Regions from separate parts of the Homo sapiens genome. Here region 2 is linked to region 1. A link is a loop called in an ENCODE intact Hi-C map of the cell type or tissue named here. Cell type or tissue: heart left ventricle. All regions are shown on one strand.

What was found. A loop is a pair of places that touch in the nucleus more often than their neighbours do. Peaks named below come from ENCODE experiments on the same cell type or tissue, not always from the same donor. Only the 100,000 strongest peaks of a DNase experiment are listed, where the experiment ranks them.
Region 2: it touches region 1 in a loop (2.2-fold over the local background); 7 of 110 quality-filtered maps call a loop at or near these places.

Annotation. Positions count from the first base shown.
Region 1 is chr4:139,737,025-139,745,024 of GRCh38, reverse strand. The region is part of intron 2 of MAML3 (mastermind like transcriptional coactivator 3); the gene reads left to right. It also overlaps a transcript of MGST2 not described here. Among named protein-coding and RNA genes, the nearest start is that of MGST2, 75 kb to the right of the region's middle. RefSeq lists an enhancer at 4,079-4,579. In heart left ventricle, a CTCF peak has its summit at 4,308; DNase peaks (open chromatin) are centred at 4,184 and 4,654; H3K4me3 peaks cover 503 bases; H3K27ac peaks cover 1,787 bases.
Region 2 is chr4:139,858,487-139,866,486 of GRCh38, reverse strand. All of the region lies in intron 2 of MAML3 (mastermind like transcriptional coactivator 3), which reads left to right. Among named protein-coding and RNA genes, the nearest start is that of MGST2, 200 kb to the right of the region's middle. In heart left ventricle, a CTCF peak has its summit at 4,767 (motif pointing right); no DNase peak of the experiment used is centred here.

The DNA of each region.
Region 1 (8,000 bases):
ACCTTGGAGATTACCTGGACTGGCTTCCTCATTTCATAAAGGAGAATACTGAAGCTTAGAAATGTTCAGTGACTTGCCCCAGGTCAAACACTGCCTAGAACTCATGTGCCTTGTATCCACATTTGGGCCTATTTCTACGCCATGCCACCACTCTGCCCATCCCGGGTCTGGTCAGCCTGGCTCTATGGAAATCGAATGGAAACAGAACACACGCCACACAGCTTGCCTCTTGACCAGCTGGTGTCATCTTTGAGCTTTTCCGTGAAGTGCACCTTGTCTCTGCACTAGGATTTCAGTCTCCCTCCAGGACAGGGGCCGTGGCTGCACTGCAGTGAGAGTCTGAGAGTCCCACCATAGCCCCTGCCATTGTGCTGGGGTACTGGGCCTGTGCAGACTCCTTGAGCAATAAAAGTTTTTCAAAAAGTGGGATGCATATTCAAATTGAAAGCAAACTTTAATAGCAAAATATACACGCCACACATTGTGTTCTAGTGCTCAGACTTCAGGGGGAGGTATACTTGTTTTCTGAGCAATATTTGCATGTTAGCCATGCAGTGACTTACTCCACATAAAATCCCAAGCAAAGCTATAACCACAACCCATGCTCCTGGGGGGTGGTATATCATATTAAGCAAGTGGGTTGTTTGCTTATTTGTTTTATTTGTTTGTTTTAGCTGTGAGTGTTCTTTAAGAAAAATCAACTCTAAGATCTGGAAGCTGAGACTGAAAATGACACTAAGGATATGCAATGCTGCACAGCTTGAAGGGAAGGGTCTGAGGCTCCATGTTCTCAAACCAGATCCCTGAACCTCTATTAGGTCAGCCACCCTGGCAATCAATTTAACTGACCTAGTCAGCCTTCCTTATCTAAGTCTCTTAGCAGAAGGTGAATCAGAGTATTCCAGACCTCTCTAGGTTCCTACCCAAGGTGTTTGTGCATCTGACTACAGGATATATTTGGGCTGTGTCCCCAAGAAACCTCTGAGAGGTACTAAGAGTGACTGGGACCCTGCTACAGCAGTGACAACTGTTAGTGACAATGACCATGGCAGGACTCTATGGCCATAGGGATGGCCCCTCCACATGTGAGCTCTCAGCACCCTGTACATGAATGTACATGAGGACTTACTTTTATTTATTAATGGGGACTCAGAGACCCCATCTTTCCTTCAAAATTCTCTGTGACTACATCAAAGAAAAAAGAAATCAAGATTGGCCTTGTCGACCTTTTTTATATGCTTCTAAATATGATTAAGAGGTAGTGTTCTCAAGGCTTTCTATAGAAAGTAACCTTCAGTACAAATTATCCCCTGAGAACCTAAGGAAAATAAAGAAAGGAATCTCACACTGGCTGGCTTTTCCCCGTGTGGTATCCTTGGGATCTGAGACAGATTTCAAGTTCAGTTTCCAGGTTTGTCATCCCCACTCACCCCTCCTCCACTCCTCAGCAAGTTTACAGCCATGTATATTTAGTGTCAGCTTCCAGAAAAGGTTTGGTTGACTTGAGAAAGGTTTAATAATTGCTGATTGAGAAATTGTGTATTCTTAAAATGGGGGAGAGGATAAAGGGAAACAGAAACACAAAGGGGAAAGTAATTATTTGGGCCAAAGTACAAGAAACGGTGTCTATCAGAGAAATGGTCCAAAGGGAAGGAAGACCAGAAACAGGATCCCTAGTGTCCGGGAAGCTTTCTCAGGTTGAGAAGTCTCCTGAACAGCAGGTTAGATCTCCCTGTCCTACTCCAGCATTAATCACCCTGCCCCTCCTGTTCTGCTGTTATCCTCCCACAAGCAGTCACCTTGGAGAGAAGTGGTAATGGTTGCAGCAGCTCTTAAAGGAGGCGTGTAACTTTAGGTGGAGACGTGTATATGTGAATCGTGGTTATGCTGTAAAGCAGCCTGCCTGGATCTGGGAAGCAGAGTGAAGGTGGGTATGAAGTCAACTAGCTAGAGGAGAAATTACCCCAGAAAGCTTTTGGGGAAAAATGAGGGGGTGGTAGTGGGCATTTGAGGGGATATCATGGTAAGGAGGTCAGACTTGGCTTCAGTTTCTGGTGGAAAGAAATTAGGAAACTGGTGCTACATCCCAGATGTTTAAGCAAAAATATTTATGCTTTTAGAAGGGATAGGTGGCAAAAAATACTTGGTGCATAACCTCCATCTTTGAAGGCCTCTATTGTTATAGTCAAAAAGGTGGATTTATTCCTCACTAAAAGTTTCCCATCAACTTCCCAAGGGCAATTATACTGTGCACAGGATAAACACAAGACGTATAAAGAATGTTTATTCTAGGGTCTCATTTCATATTTAGCTACCAACTTAACTTTTATCCTAAGCAAAAGTGGTCATTTGTAAACAGGGATGTTTTCCTTTACACAGCTGAGGAACTGATGTGACCGTTAAGAACCAACAAAATCTGAGCTGAAAATATAGGCCCCACCTAAAGTTTCTAACTTCCTCATTATTAATAGGGACGATACTAAGAGCAAACCTTTATGAGCGCCTACTATAAGCCAAGCACTGCTGAATCATGCTTCCCAAGAAGAGTTCTGATTAAAGAGTGAAAAGTTTAAGACGGCCAGGTGCGGTGGCTCTCGCCTGTAGTCCCAGCACTTTGGGAGGCCAAGGCGGGCAGATTACCTGGGGTCAGGAGTTTGAGACCAGCCTGGCCAACACGGTGAAACCCTGCCTCTACTAAAAATACAAAAATTAGCCGGGCGTGGTGGCACACGCCTGTAATCCCAGCTACTAGGGAGGCTGAGGCAGAAGAATTGCTTGAGCCCGGGAGGCGGAGGTTGCAGTGAGCCGAGATTGTGCCACTGCACTTCAGCCTGGCTGACAGAGCGAGACTCTCTCTCAAAAAAAAAAAAAAAAAGAAAAGAAAAGAAAAGTTTAAGATCTGTAGAGAGGATGATTTCTCATTGTTTCCAGATTCCTTTATCCAGGTTACCATGTGTATGTGTGGCGTGGAGTCAAGGGCTGTGTTAGACCTCTTTGAGTGCTATATTCTTTCTAAAACTTATTTTTATGCCCGTGTGTCTCCAAGTCTTTCAAGGTTAAGAAAATACCTGAGCCATTTCTATTTTTTGGAGTGCCCAGGTATATTTACAAAATGAAGAAATGACAATAGGGCGTTTTAAAAATGCAATGTTTTTATTTTAAAAAATACAGCATAGGGCAATTATACCGTGCACAAGATAAACACAGGACATATAAAGAATGTTAATTGATAATGGACTTAGAGCAGCCCGATCTAATAACAGGGCAGAATTTTTTTTGAGACAGGGTCTCACTCTGTCACCCAAGCTGGAGTGCAGTGGCACAATCACAGCTCACTGCAGCCTCAACCTCCCAGGCTCAAGCGATCCTCCCACCTCAGCCTCCTGAGTAATTGGGACTACAGGTGCACACCACCATGCCCAGCTAATTTTTTTATTTTTAGTAGAGATGAGGTCTTGCTGTTGCCCAGGCTGGTCCTGAACTGAACTCAAGCAATCCTCCCACCTCAGCCTCCCAAAGTGCTGGGATTACAGGCATGAGCCACCACGCTCAGCTCAGGGCACAATTTAAAGCTGTAAAATAGATGCTATTTTTCAATCCTCTCAGGATTTCTCAGTGACTATATATGTAAAACCTTGTTCGAAGAATATGTCTAAAAATCTAAACTCAAGGTTCTTGTGGATGCAAGGCCCAGGGTCAGGTGGTCTTATGCCCTGATCCCCCATAGGCCCTCACGGACCAGGTATGAGCCCTTCTCCTAGACTTGCTTCCTCTAAGAAGCTGGTCGTCAGCCACAATCTTTACATAAGGAGAAGTACCAATCCCAGATTTCTAAGTGTTTCTGTTTTTCATTCTGCTTCCTTGTTTTTCCCTGCTCTAAGTCCTAGCCTCCTCAAACCCCACCACCGCAGCTGGGCAGGCTTCTACTCATAGGAATGGGGGCCGAGGGTGGGGAAAAGGGTAGCCCTCCTCTCAGAGCCTCAGCATCACATAGTCAAACCCAGCTTCCCACAGACAGGTTCAGCAGTCGGGAAACCGGCAGAGCAGGCTGACACGGGCCCTCCCTCTCACGGCCTCTGGAAGGAAGGAAGGAAGAACATGGGGACACCAGAAAGGCAGCTTGTGGAAGGCCTCTTCTCAGGCAGTCAGCACTGATCTCTCTCAGCCCCCCTCCCAAGGCTGTGGCGGTTCTGGAGATGACGGCGGGAAGTGCCCTCGCCTTCCCTCCACAGCATGCCCTGAGCACTCAGCTTCCCTTCCCTTCCCTTCTTCCTGTCTTGTAGTGGTTGCAGCAGAGAGCTCCATTTGGCAGCGTGGTGGTGCTCTTGTCTATTAATGGAAACATTGGCCTGTCTCCCAGTATAACACAAGATAGGCCTATGCATCAGTTATGCAATCTTTGCTTTGATGACTTCATCAGAAAGGGTGGGTACAATAAGAGAGAAAGGCTCGGGTTGGGGGAAACAGTAGCTCAGGAGGGGGAAAAAAATCTCCCTAGCAGCTGAAGACAGCTGAGACTGCTCCCCCTCCCTATTTTTAAATCAAGGAAAGAAAGGTAGCAAACATATGGGTAAAAAAAACCTAATGGAGCAGCTGACAAACCACTTTCAGTCCATGTGTCCTGACAGCGGCCACTTGCATGCCGGCAGAGGCTGTGCTCGTCTCAGTGGTGCAGGTTTCCCAGCCCTGGTGACTCAGGTCTTCTTTCCACGGAGAAGACAGTCTGTGGAGGCAATGGCAGTTTTCACCCACCTCTCGAGTTCTTGAACTCCAAAGGTCTGGCTGGTTCTGGCCATGCACTGTGGCTTCAAGCCTAAGACAGAGAAAAGCCACAGAGAGCTGGGTGGTGCCACAGAGAGCAGGCTTGTCCAGGTAGACCAAAGAATTCTTGGAAGATGGTCAGTACCCTTCCTCTGGGACTTAGGAGCTCTTTGTGGCAGCAATGTAAAGCCGACCTAGTTGCTGAACCTGTATCCAAGCCCAGTTGTGGAAGCCATGTACAGGTTTTAAAAGGGGACCTGCCACTTAAGCATGTCTGTTACACCCTCTAGAGCGTAAGGTGGGCTCAGGGAGAAATAGTCCAGGTCCCAGACATAACCTGGGCCCCTCTTGAACTCTACATTTCATTCCATAATAGTTTAGCCTTATTCTTAACAAGCTTTTAAAAATAATACTAAAAGTAATATATATTCATAATATAAAATTTGAAAAAGTATAAAAATAAAAATCCCTTATAATTCTTGTCTAACAAGACTATCCAGTGGCTAGTGTTTTTAGAAACTGCTTTTTTCTTTTTTTTTTTTTAGTTTTAACACCTGAGGACATAAAAGAAAAAAAAAAAAAAACTGCTTTCCTCCCCTGCCTTTCTTAACTATATATGGTAAGCTTTTTCCTATGTGATTAGATAGTCTAAGGAGGCATGATTTTTATTGGCTGCCTAGTATTCATGGTATGGATGTACCATAATTTATTTAATCAAGCTTCTATTGTTGTACACTAATGAACTTTTAACCAATGTAGAATTGCTTTGGTGGTGGAATTAATCACAAGAAAGGGATCAAAAGGACTCTATAACTTACATCAAAGGCAGACGAAAAGCATAACTCTCAAAGTTGTGTTTCCATTGGAGGGACTTATGGTAACTATGTTCAAAGCACTGATAAGGACAAATGGTATTTTTGTTGCTTTTATCCCTGCAAAAAAGGGCCTTGAAAGGCTGACCTTCCTGTGGCTGGTGGCATTCTCACATTTAGCACTGGACTGCCAACTTTAACCCTTTCTTTAACATTCAGCAGAGGGTCAGCTCAGGAGCTCGGAGAAGCTGTCCATTATAGGGCCATCATTTTGTCATCTCCAGTTATACCTGATGTTGGTTTAGGCTAGAATTCATCCCAGCCAATTAGTCAGTTGAGTTCAGTAAATCTGTATTTTGCTGCAGCTGTGGCCCTAGCTCTGTGCTGGATACTGGGAAGACTCATAGTCTTGGTCCCAAAGGAGCTTAAAAGCCTTGCCAGGAAGGATGCCATAAGGATATCATCCTGCCAGGAAATGATCACTTGGAAGCACTTGGAAAGTTAGAAGCTTCTACCTCTCCCATGTTACTTAGTTAAGAATCAGTAGGTGTGTGTAATTGTGTATATACCATGATCATAAGCATAAAAATATGTTATTGCATCTGGGATAAAACTAGGAGGAAATATAAAAACACATCAAAATATTAACAGTGGTTACCTTTGAGTGTAAAAAATGAGTGTTAGCTTTTTTCTGTATACTTTTTTTCTATCTATACTTTTCTGCATTTTTTTTTCTCTGTACCTTTTTTTCTATCTATACTTTTCTGCATTGTTTTTCAAATGTTCCCCAGCAATTGGGCAGCAGAGGAAGGAATCGGCAAAATGTATATTTTTTAAGTAATTGCCCTATCAATTAAGCATTTAGCTCCTAAAATAATGGGGACCAAGACCTTTTTTTTGTTTGTTTGAGACAGAGTGTCGCTGTATTGTGCCCAGGCTGGAGTGCAGTGGTGCAATCTCGGCTCACTGCAACCTCCGCCTCCCAGGTTCAAGCAATTCTCCTGCCTCAGCCTCCTGAGTAACTGGGACTACAGGCACACGCCACCAAGCCCAGCTAATTTTTGTATTTTAGTAGAGATGGGGTTTCACCATGTTGGCCAGGCTGGTCTTGATCTCCTGACCTCAGGTGATCCACCCGCCTTAGCCTCTCAAAGTGCTGGGATTACAGGCGTGAGCCACCATGCCTGGCCTGACCATGACAAGTCTTGTTCCCCTTTATTTTAGGAGCTAAAGCTAGCACCAGAAACACAGCACTTCCCTCACCCTGAAGGATGCCCTGCATGATCAAGAGGTTTCGGCAGTAAGAATAACAACCACAAGCTGTTTGTTATGTGCCAGTCACTGGGCCCATGGTGGAGCTGAGTTTCTACCCAGGCCTGTGGGGTTCCCCCAATGTACACTGTTCCTTTCTAGAAGCTGAACCAAGAGCTTTGCTGGACCCATTTAGCAGCCTTCGCATTGGGCCCCAAGTTATTGCTGCTTCAGTGATAAGCCTCCTAAATTGATGAACTCTGCCTCAAACTCAATCATCTTGGGGACACAACCATCACACATCACAAAACAAACCTTTTAATCCAATCTTCTTCAATAATCTGCTGAGACAGAGGATATTAGATGGGGTGGGCCCTTTTGGAGCTCTGCTATGAATTTATTGTAAACACCTCTCCAAACCCACAGTAAAAATTTTTCTGGAAAAAGAAAGTTTGTAAAAGAAAACCAAATCACTGCCTTGACACCTGATCAACTTCAAAGGGAATTGTAAGGTTTTATTTTATTTTGTTTCTTCCTTCCACTTATGGTTGAATGATCTAATCTTATGCCCTTTCTTTAAATGTCAAAGTTGATACCACAGAGGCATCCCAATTTTGGGTACCAGACAACATATTAAAAAAAATGATGCATATTTTGGTGCTCTTTCAGTTGCATCCTTTGATCCCAAGGGTTTCTACCTTTTTATTCTATGCCCATTCCTCTCCCCACCCCCTTCCCATTTCTTTTTATTCCAACATCCTCCTGGGTGGTCCGCTCAATTTAGACCAGATGCATGTTATGGTCAGTGGAAAAGTCAGAATCCCAGAGACGCCACCACCAGACAAGTTCCTTAACCTCTCAGAAATTTGGGCTTAAAAAAAAAAAATCAACAAAATGAGTTAAACATACAGGTGAAAGCCCCTAGTAGAGTGTTTTGCAATGAGTAGGTGCCCCATAAGTGTTACATTCTTCATATTTGAAGAACTCTTTCAATCAGAGGGAACTTTCCTCAAATCATAGCTTTCCATAGTTCACCTTATTACACGAGGGACTTGTAAGTCTAGGGATGTCTGATGCTCCCCTTAGCAAGGGCATTATAGGGGACTCGCCCTTCCTCAGTCATGGATGCTCCTCAGCCTCCACAGCACAGTTGCAACTGGAGTAGTCCGTCCTGGA
Region 2 (8,000 bases), 120 kb before region 1:
CTGCCTTCTGTCGGTGACTGAGTCTGAAGAGGCAGAGGGATGGTGCAAAGAAGGCCTGGCTACCAGGAATAGGCACTCAGCCACACTGAAGGTCCAAACTTTGTTCTGTATTCACTGCCTAAATCCATGTGCATTTAGCACTGGAGAAGATCTGCAGGAAAATCGCTGGGTGAGGAGAGACAAGCGTGTCCCTCCCTAACATTTGTGGAGCCCAAGGCAAGAGTGCAGATGTACCACAGGCCTCATCCTTAATTGTTATACTTCAAGCTAACAAACAATTAAGTACAATATGTCCTATCAGCTGATCTTGACAAGTATACCTTCGTGGCCACTGGGAAGGCCAGTTTGATGTAGAATCCCTGCCTCCTGGGGGTTCTGCAGGTTGGGTTCCCTGGACCACCCAATTCCCTTTCCATCCCTGGCTCTGTGTTGTACCTCAGGAGCTTCCTACATTTGTGGGACATTCCTGGCCATACCTCCAAGGTCCACCTGCATGCCCCTTGGCCATTCTTTGGGCCTAGAGGTGCACACAGCTGTGTGGCCACCTTCCAGAAGACGGACCTGGGAAAACAGACTTGAAATTCTCTAAGCAGAGAATCTGGGGCTCCGGGTATCCAAAGAATGGTCTAGAGGTGGGAACACAGGCTCTTGCCTTGCTTCTGCAGACTACTTGCGGTGGTAGACATGTATGTGGTCAGAGGAGGACCCAAGCAGGCTCTCTAAGGCTGAGGCCAGCTCAGGAGCCCCTCAGTGCGCATGTCTAAGGCGTAACTGCAGAAAGGAAGAAAGACTTGGTGAGGAGATTAAGGCAGAGTCATTAAGACTGCCTAGTTCATTTTGGGGGGAAGAGGATAAGTTGGGAAGAGTTAAACAAGAGGAAAAAGAGGCTGATGAAAAGAAGGGAGAAGCCCAGAACCTGGACCACTTCTACAAAGATAGGGACTCCTAATTTATTATTGTGTTTAGTTAGAGAATGAAAAAAAAAAAAAACAAAAAAAAAACCTTTTACAGAGGTCAAAGGGCTCTGTAATTCAGGGACAAGGGATATGAAAGGCAAAAGAAGGATGGTTTTGGAGCTAAAAGCAGGGACTAGGAATGATTTCTCCCCAAGGTCACCTGGATCCATCTTATTTCTGCACCTTCCCCTCTTTCATGATGGATACTGGACCCTTGAACCATTCAAGAAGAAACATTCCACCTTATTGTATCCCCTAAAAGAAAACACAACTGAAGGTTAATTTTGATTCTCCAAGGAGAAAAAGAATAACTATTTAGACAAATAAAGTGAAGTATTTCATTGAATTTTTAGCTAGACAGAGAGAAGATAGTTGCTGTATTTGAAATTGCACTATTTGCAGAATTAAAGAGGAAAGGATATTTTAAATTTTGCCCAAATATGCTTGGTAGAACTGAAGGAAACTCTAATGATATTTCAACATTATAATTTGTCTCCATTTCACAAATTCTTTGTTTTATAAATAAAATGTTTGAGTGATTTAAGAGGGAAGAACATAACAAGTAAAGCTTTGTGGCAAAAAAAAAAAAAAAAAAAAAAAAAAAAAAGCAAGTTTGCATTACTATTTTCCTAAATGTATTTTTATCCATATTTCACTTTTTTTCTGATCAGCTTACTAGTCAGAGAATTTGAGATTCCTTGAGAGTCCTATAATTCTGCGTAACATTGTCCCTCTTGCTCCCAAACATGTTGATGGCAATTATAGGAAGTGAGTAAGTGAACATAGTTGACTTTTAGTCATCAGGAATTTATCATTCAAGATTTCTTTTTCTTTTTTTTTTTTTTTTTTTTTTTTTGAGACGGAGCCTCGCTCTGTCGCCAGGCTGGAGGGCAGTGACGCGATCTTGGCTCACTGCAACCTCCGCCTCCCAGGTTCAAGCAATTCTCCTGCCTCAGCCTCCCAAGTAGCTGGAATTACAGGTACACACCACCACACCCAGCTAATTTTTGTATTTTTAGTAGAGACAGGTTTCACCGTGTTGGCCAGGATGGTCTTGATCTCTTGACCTCGTGATCTGCCCACCTCGGCCTCCCAAAGTGCTGGGATTACAGGCGTGAGCCGCCGCACCTGGCCCATGAAAGATTTTTATTCATCACAAGTGAAGCCAACAAGTAAGTCATAGTATGAGTAATTAATTATTATACTGGAGTGTGAATTTGAAGCCTGTGCAAGGAACACACCCATCAGAAAGTTTGTGAATGAGCCACACCATGGCCCAGAGTCTGTATCTTCCTGCAGCCTCTGCTTCCCTGCCTGTCACCCACCTCAAAGTAGCTCTCATGAAATGATCATTTGTTATTATTCTTCATCACTATTTACCTTTTACAAATGTTATTAAGTTCATGTCTGAAATTGCTACAATAGTGATGTCATTGACACCTATGGTGAAAAATTATATTTTATGGCAGATATTATTTTACAAGCTTCTGTAAGTTTCTTTGGTCCTGTATTTGTCACATCATTATGGACCTGAAGATGTGCCCACTAATGAAATATTTTGTTACAATTTGTTGAGTTTTGTGGGGAAACTTGTCTGCTCTTGCAGTTTGTTCAAATTTGGCATCAAGAATGTTTCTGGATATATTCCCCTCCCATGTCAAGGGTTTTTAGTACAAAAAAAAAAAAAAAAAAAAAAAACCCATGTTCTGGTATTACCACAGAAAGTGAAGGTACAGAAATTAGGAAGTAAACACAAATATAGCACACTAATTGTAACTTGTTACATTTGTAGAGCATTTTATGTTCTGAGTGTTTGAGCAATCACCACTTTCATCTTCCTTTTGAGAGAGGAAGAAACAATGTTACTCTGCTCATTTTATAAATAAGAAAAGGCAGCTGGGCACGGTGGCTCACACCTGTAATCCCAGCACTGTGGGAGGATCACCTAAGGTCAGGAGTTCGAGACCAGCCTGACCAAAATGGAGAAACCCCGTCTCTCCCAAAAATACAAAATTTGCCAAGCATGATGTCACATGCCTGTAATCCCAGCTACTCAGGAGGCTGAGGCAGGAGAATTGCTTGAACCCTGGAGGTGCAGGTTGTCGTGAGCCAAGATCACACCATTGCACTCCAGCCTGGGCAACAAGAGCAAAACTCTGTCTCAAAAGGAAAAAAAAAAAAAAAAAAGGGCACAGGAAAAAGTGTGTAATGTGCCAGAAATCAGAAATCTCACAACAAACAAATGAACAAAGAATAAGACTTACCATATTTTTTAACACCTGAATGTTAAACATTATGCTAAGCATTTCACATATATCAACTCCCACCTTCACAGCAACCCTGTAATGAAGGTACTACTATTTTTTTTTTTTTTTTTTTTGGAGACAGAGTCTCACTCTGTCACCCAGGCTGGAGTGCAGTGGCGCAACCTTGGCTCGCTGCATCCTCCGCCTCCTGGGTTCAAGCGACTTTCCTGCCTCAGCCTCCTGAGTAGCTGGGACTACAGGTACCTGCCACCACGCCCAGCTAATTTTTGTATTTTTAGTAGAGACAGGGTTTCACCATGTTGGCCAGGGTTATCTCTATTATTATTCCCATTTTGTAGAAGAGGCAAGTGAAACTCGATGTATTTTGACAGCCTGAGAAGGGTCCCATAGCTAATAACTGGAGCCAAGGTTCAAATCCAGCCTGTACTGCTCCATATTCCGAGCTTTTCCACTCAACACTGCTACCTACATTTGGGTCTCCAGAGTCCTATTCTAGTTCTATTCTAGTCCAGTGCCCTTTCCACTTCTTATATGGGTATTCATTGACTTATTAATTCATTTGTTCATTACAGAGCACCTCCTCTTTGCCATGCATTGTGTTCTGGGTGGCAGCTACAGAGATAGTGAAGAGGAGGAGTATCCACTCTTACCCAGCACATGTCTGGGGAGACCAATGGGTCAACAGCAAGATTACAGCATAGCATGAGTGGTCTGTGACAAAAACAAAGGGCAACATGAATGGTCAGAAGAGATATTTGAGCTGAATATCAAAGGATGTGGAAGTTTGTCCAAGAAAAAGGGAATTCCGAGACAGTGAGCTGGATGGTCAAACGCAGTTTGGAGTTGGGGAGGCAGTTACTGGAGAGATAAGAAAGTCAGAATGTGAGGGGCATCTGTGGATAACTCTGTGGTTTCCAAACATGTTTGCCCACTAGAATAACCTAGGGTCTTTAAAAAAATGTCAAAATACAGGCCACATCCCTGACCAATGAACTCTTAATCTCTGGGGCTGGGACATAGGCATCAGTTTGTTTTTTTTGTTTGTTTGTTTTTGAGACAAGAGTTTTGCTTTTGTTGCCCAGGCTGGAGTGCAATGGCACGATCTCAGCTCACTGCAACCTCCGTCTCCCAGGTTCAAGCAATTCCCCTGTCTCAGCATCCCAAGTAGCTGGGATTACAGGTGCCTGCCACCATGCCCAGCTAATTTTTGTATTTTTAGTAGAGACAGGGTTTCACCATGTTACTCATGCTGGTCTCGAACTCCTGACCTCAGGTGGTCCACCCCCCTCAGCCTCCCAAAGTGCTGGGATTATAGGATGAGCCACTGCACCCAGCCGGCATTGATAATTTTCAAGGCTCCCCAGGCGATTCCAGTGTGCAGATGAGTTTGGTAACCACTGGCCAAACCAGCTCGTAAGGTCTTAATCCTGGAATGTAATCAACAGGGGCTTATAGAAAAGGAGAGACATAATCAGATTCGTTTCTGGAAAAGGTAACTAGGCCCACTGAGGGTACACCAAGCAGGGAGTATCTGGAGCCACCAGCAGGTGGGAGAAGCAGCTGTGCAAGAGCCCGACAGGAGTTGGAGAGGCTGCCCTTGAATTTCAACAGACCTCAGTTCAAAATAAAGGTCCACCTTTGCCAACTTTCCATTTCAGGCTATTAACTAAACCTCTGTGAGTTTGATTTCCTTATCTGTAATGTGGAATTTCTAATACCTATTTTGCTTGATTGTTGTAAGGCCTGTGAGACTACACACACACACACACACACACACACACACACATCGGCTGGTTAGACATTCATACATCTTAGTACCCTTACACAGAGAATAGTGATAGGATATGTTGGGGTAGACTAGGTGGAATTTCAGATGGTGAGGCAAGCTTGGAGGAGCAGAGAGAAAAATTAAGAAGCAGGGGCCAAGGATGTCTGAGATGGATAAAATCATACAGGGAGAAGAGAATGAGTTGAGGATAGAGCCTTCGGGAATGCCAACATTTAAAGACAGGGCAAGTAAAGAGAAAACAGGGAGAAAGAGAAATAAGAAAGAAGTGATCCAGGAGGTATGAAGACAGCTGGGCAGGAGTGAGATCCCGAGGTCTCAGGGTGGCTACTACAGAAAGATCAAGAGTCAAGGACTGGAAAATGATGCATGGATCGCATTGTGGTTTCAGGTCTGCCAGGGAAAAGGAAGGTCTCATCTTTTAGTATATACAGATGTATATATCTTTATGTATATACATGTATTGTATATACATATATCATATACATCTATGTATATAAAACTGCCTGAGTTTAAAAACACTGAGTACCTACAATACCTCAACACTGGGGATCTAAATGGACACTGAGAAATTTAGAAAATGAACCACAGTTAAGACTGAAATTAATCATTACCGGATCAAAAGTCATCTATAATGAAGAGTTTCAAAATGAGCAGTATCCGTCCACCACAAACAGGACAGAACAAACTCAGTGTTTTTACTGAGTACCTACAATACCTCATACTGTAGGTATATGTATACATAGGTATATGTATACATAGCTTTATCCAAAGGCTCCACTGAGTGCCCTTGCATGCGTATTGTGTGCGCACAGCCTAAGCTGGAGCCAGAGCTCAGAAGATTGATGACGTCACACCTGGCCCAGTCCCTGCCTAAGTGGGTGCAGGACGGTGGACAAAGCCCGCCTTTCCTGAGGTTTGAACAAAATCAAGGAAACGGTTGTCGTATTTGTCTTCATTTTGTGGGAAAACAAAGGTTGGCTTGACTGGGGCAAGAGAAAATATAAGAGAGGGAAGATGAAGAGCCACTGGTGTCCCAGCCTCGTGTTCAGCGAGGATGCCCTCCCGCAACTGCCTGCCTGTTTCCATGGGCTCCAGGGCGCAGGAAATGCCTCATGGAGAACTTTCTGGAAGATGGCCAAGAGAAGCCCCTCTCTCAAGGGCTTTCTGGGAACCCAGGGGACTATCTGCAGAAGAACGTTCTTTGGGGCGCGGTGGGAAGCCAAGCAGGCCTCCTCTTTTGGGCGCTGGTGAACGCAGGATCCGCATGGAAGCGACTCCGACCCCACGGCGTTTCCACGCCTCTGCGGCTTGGGAGGGAGCTAGGGGCTTCAGGAACTCAGGCTGTGGGTTTTCGAGTTGCTTTCCTGATAAATGAAAATCCTCCTGATAACATTTAGATTTTGTCTCTCCAATAGAAACGGCAGCACGTCTCGCTGAGGCCCGCGCCTGCCCCCGGGTACTCGAGGCTCGGTGGCTGCTCCTCTAGCCCCTCCCGCGACGCCTTCGTCCGGTCACTCCGGCCTTGCACCCTGTGGCGCTCAGGCCTCTCCGCTCTCGTTTGCTCTCGTACAGACGGTTTCCCTAAAAAAAATCTTTACACGTTTAAAACCTTCTCGATGTCGATTTTTTGGAAGACCTGAGCTAACACATTATTTAAGAGGATGCGTTTAACAATGCAGGATTCAAGCTTTAGTTCTCAGCTAATTACAAGCAAGGTAATTAACCTCCTTACGTCTCAGATTACTCATCTGTAAATTGGGAATAATTTTAGTATATTTCTCATAAAATTGTTGTGCCTATTAAATAAGAGAATGCCTATAAATCAAGTAACACAGTTCCTAGCACTTAGTAGATACTGCTTGTTATTATTTTTGAAGTTAACACTATTTTCAGTGTTCTTTATCACAATGGTAATAGGTATACTATATGAAGTATACAAGGTATTCTACATAAAATATAGTAGAACTTGGCTGGGCACGATGGCTCACGCCTGTAATCCCAGCACTTTGGGAGGTCGAGGCAGGTGGGTCGCTTGAGCCCAGAAGTTCTAGACCAGCCTGAGCAATATAGTGAAACCCCATCTCTGAAAAAAAAAAAAAAAAATTAGCCAGGCATAGTGGCCTATGCTACTCCGGCAGGAGGATTGCTTTAGCCCAGGAAGTGGAGGTTGCAGTGAGCCGTGATCATGCCACTGCACTCCAGCCTGGGCAACAGACCCAGACCCTGTCTCAAAAAAAAAAAAAAAAATGTAGTAGAACCTCTGCTAATGTTGGTGTCATAGGGTAAAATCAGAGATGTTTTTCATGTTTTTCCTGGAAGTGCATGCCTGGGACATGATTTGACTAACTATATTAGCAACTCCTGGTATCCTGAGGTGCTTTTGAGTGTGGTTTTAATGACTTGGGCTGCCTTTTGATATTCACTGAGAGCTGGTATAGTCATAATCATGATGGTATTCTCAGAGGTGAGGGATATACCTCAAACTTCTGTTTTTACTCTGTTTTCTAGACTCCAGTCTTGTTCATAGTAGACAGATACTGCTCATCTTGAAACCCTTCATTGTAGATGACTTCAGATCCAGTAATGATTAATTTCAGTCTTAACTGTGGTTCATATTCTAAATTTCTCAGTGTCCACTGAGATTCCCAGTGTTGAAGGCATTGTATCCTGGATGTGTTCGCAGGGTTAGTGACATGCGGAAACCATAGACTGGCACATGTGAATAAGAGCTGCCCGGGTGATCACAGAGCGGTCGGGAGCAGAGACACTGCTTGAGAGGAACCCAAAGACCTCAGGCAGTGCCGCCCTCTCAAATCTACTCCATGGCTTTGTGCTTCAGAACACAGGACTCCTTTCAGTGATTTTTACTGAGTATTAACTAGCTGTGTGGGACGCACAAAAGCATGTGACATGGTCTTAGCATTCAAGGAACGTACAATGAATTCATTTTTTAAGTGGAGTCTCATAGTTTGACTGAATGGAATAATT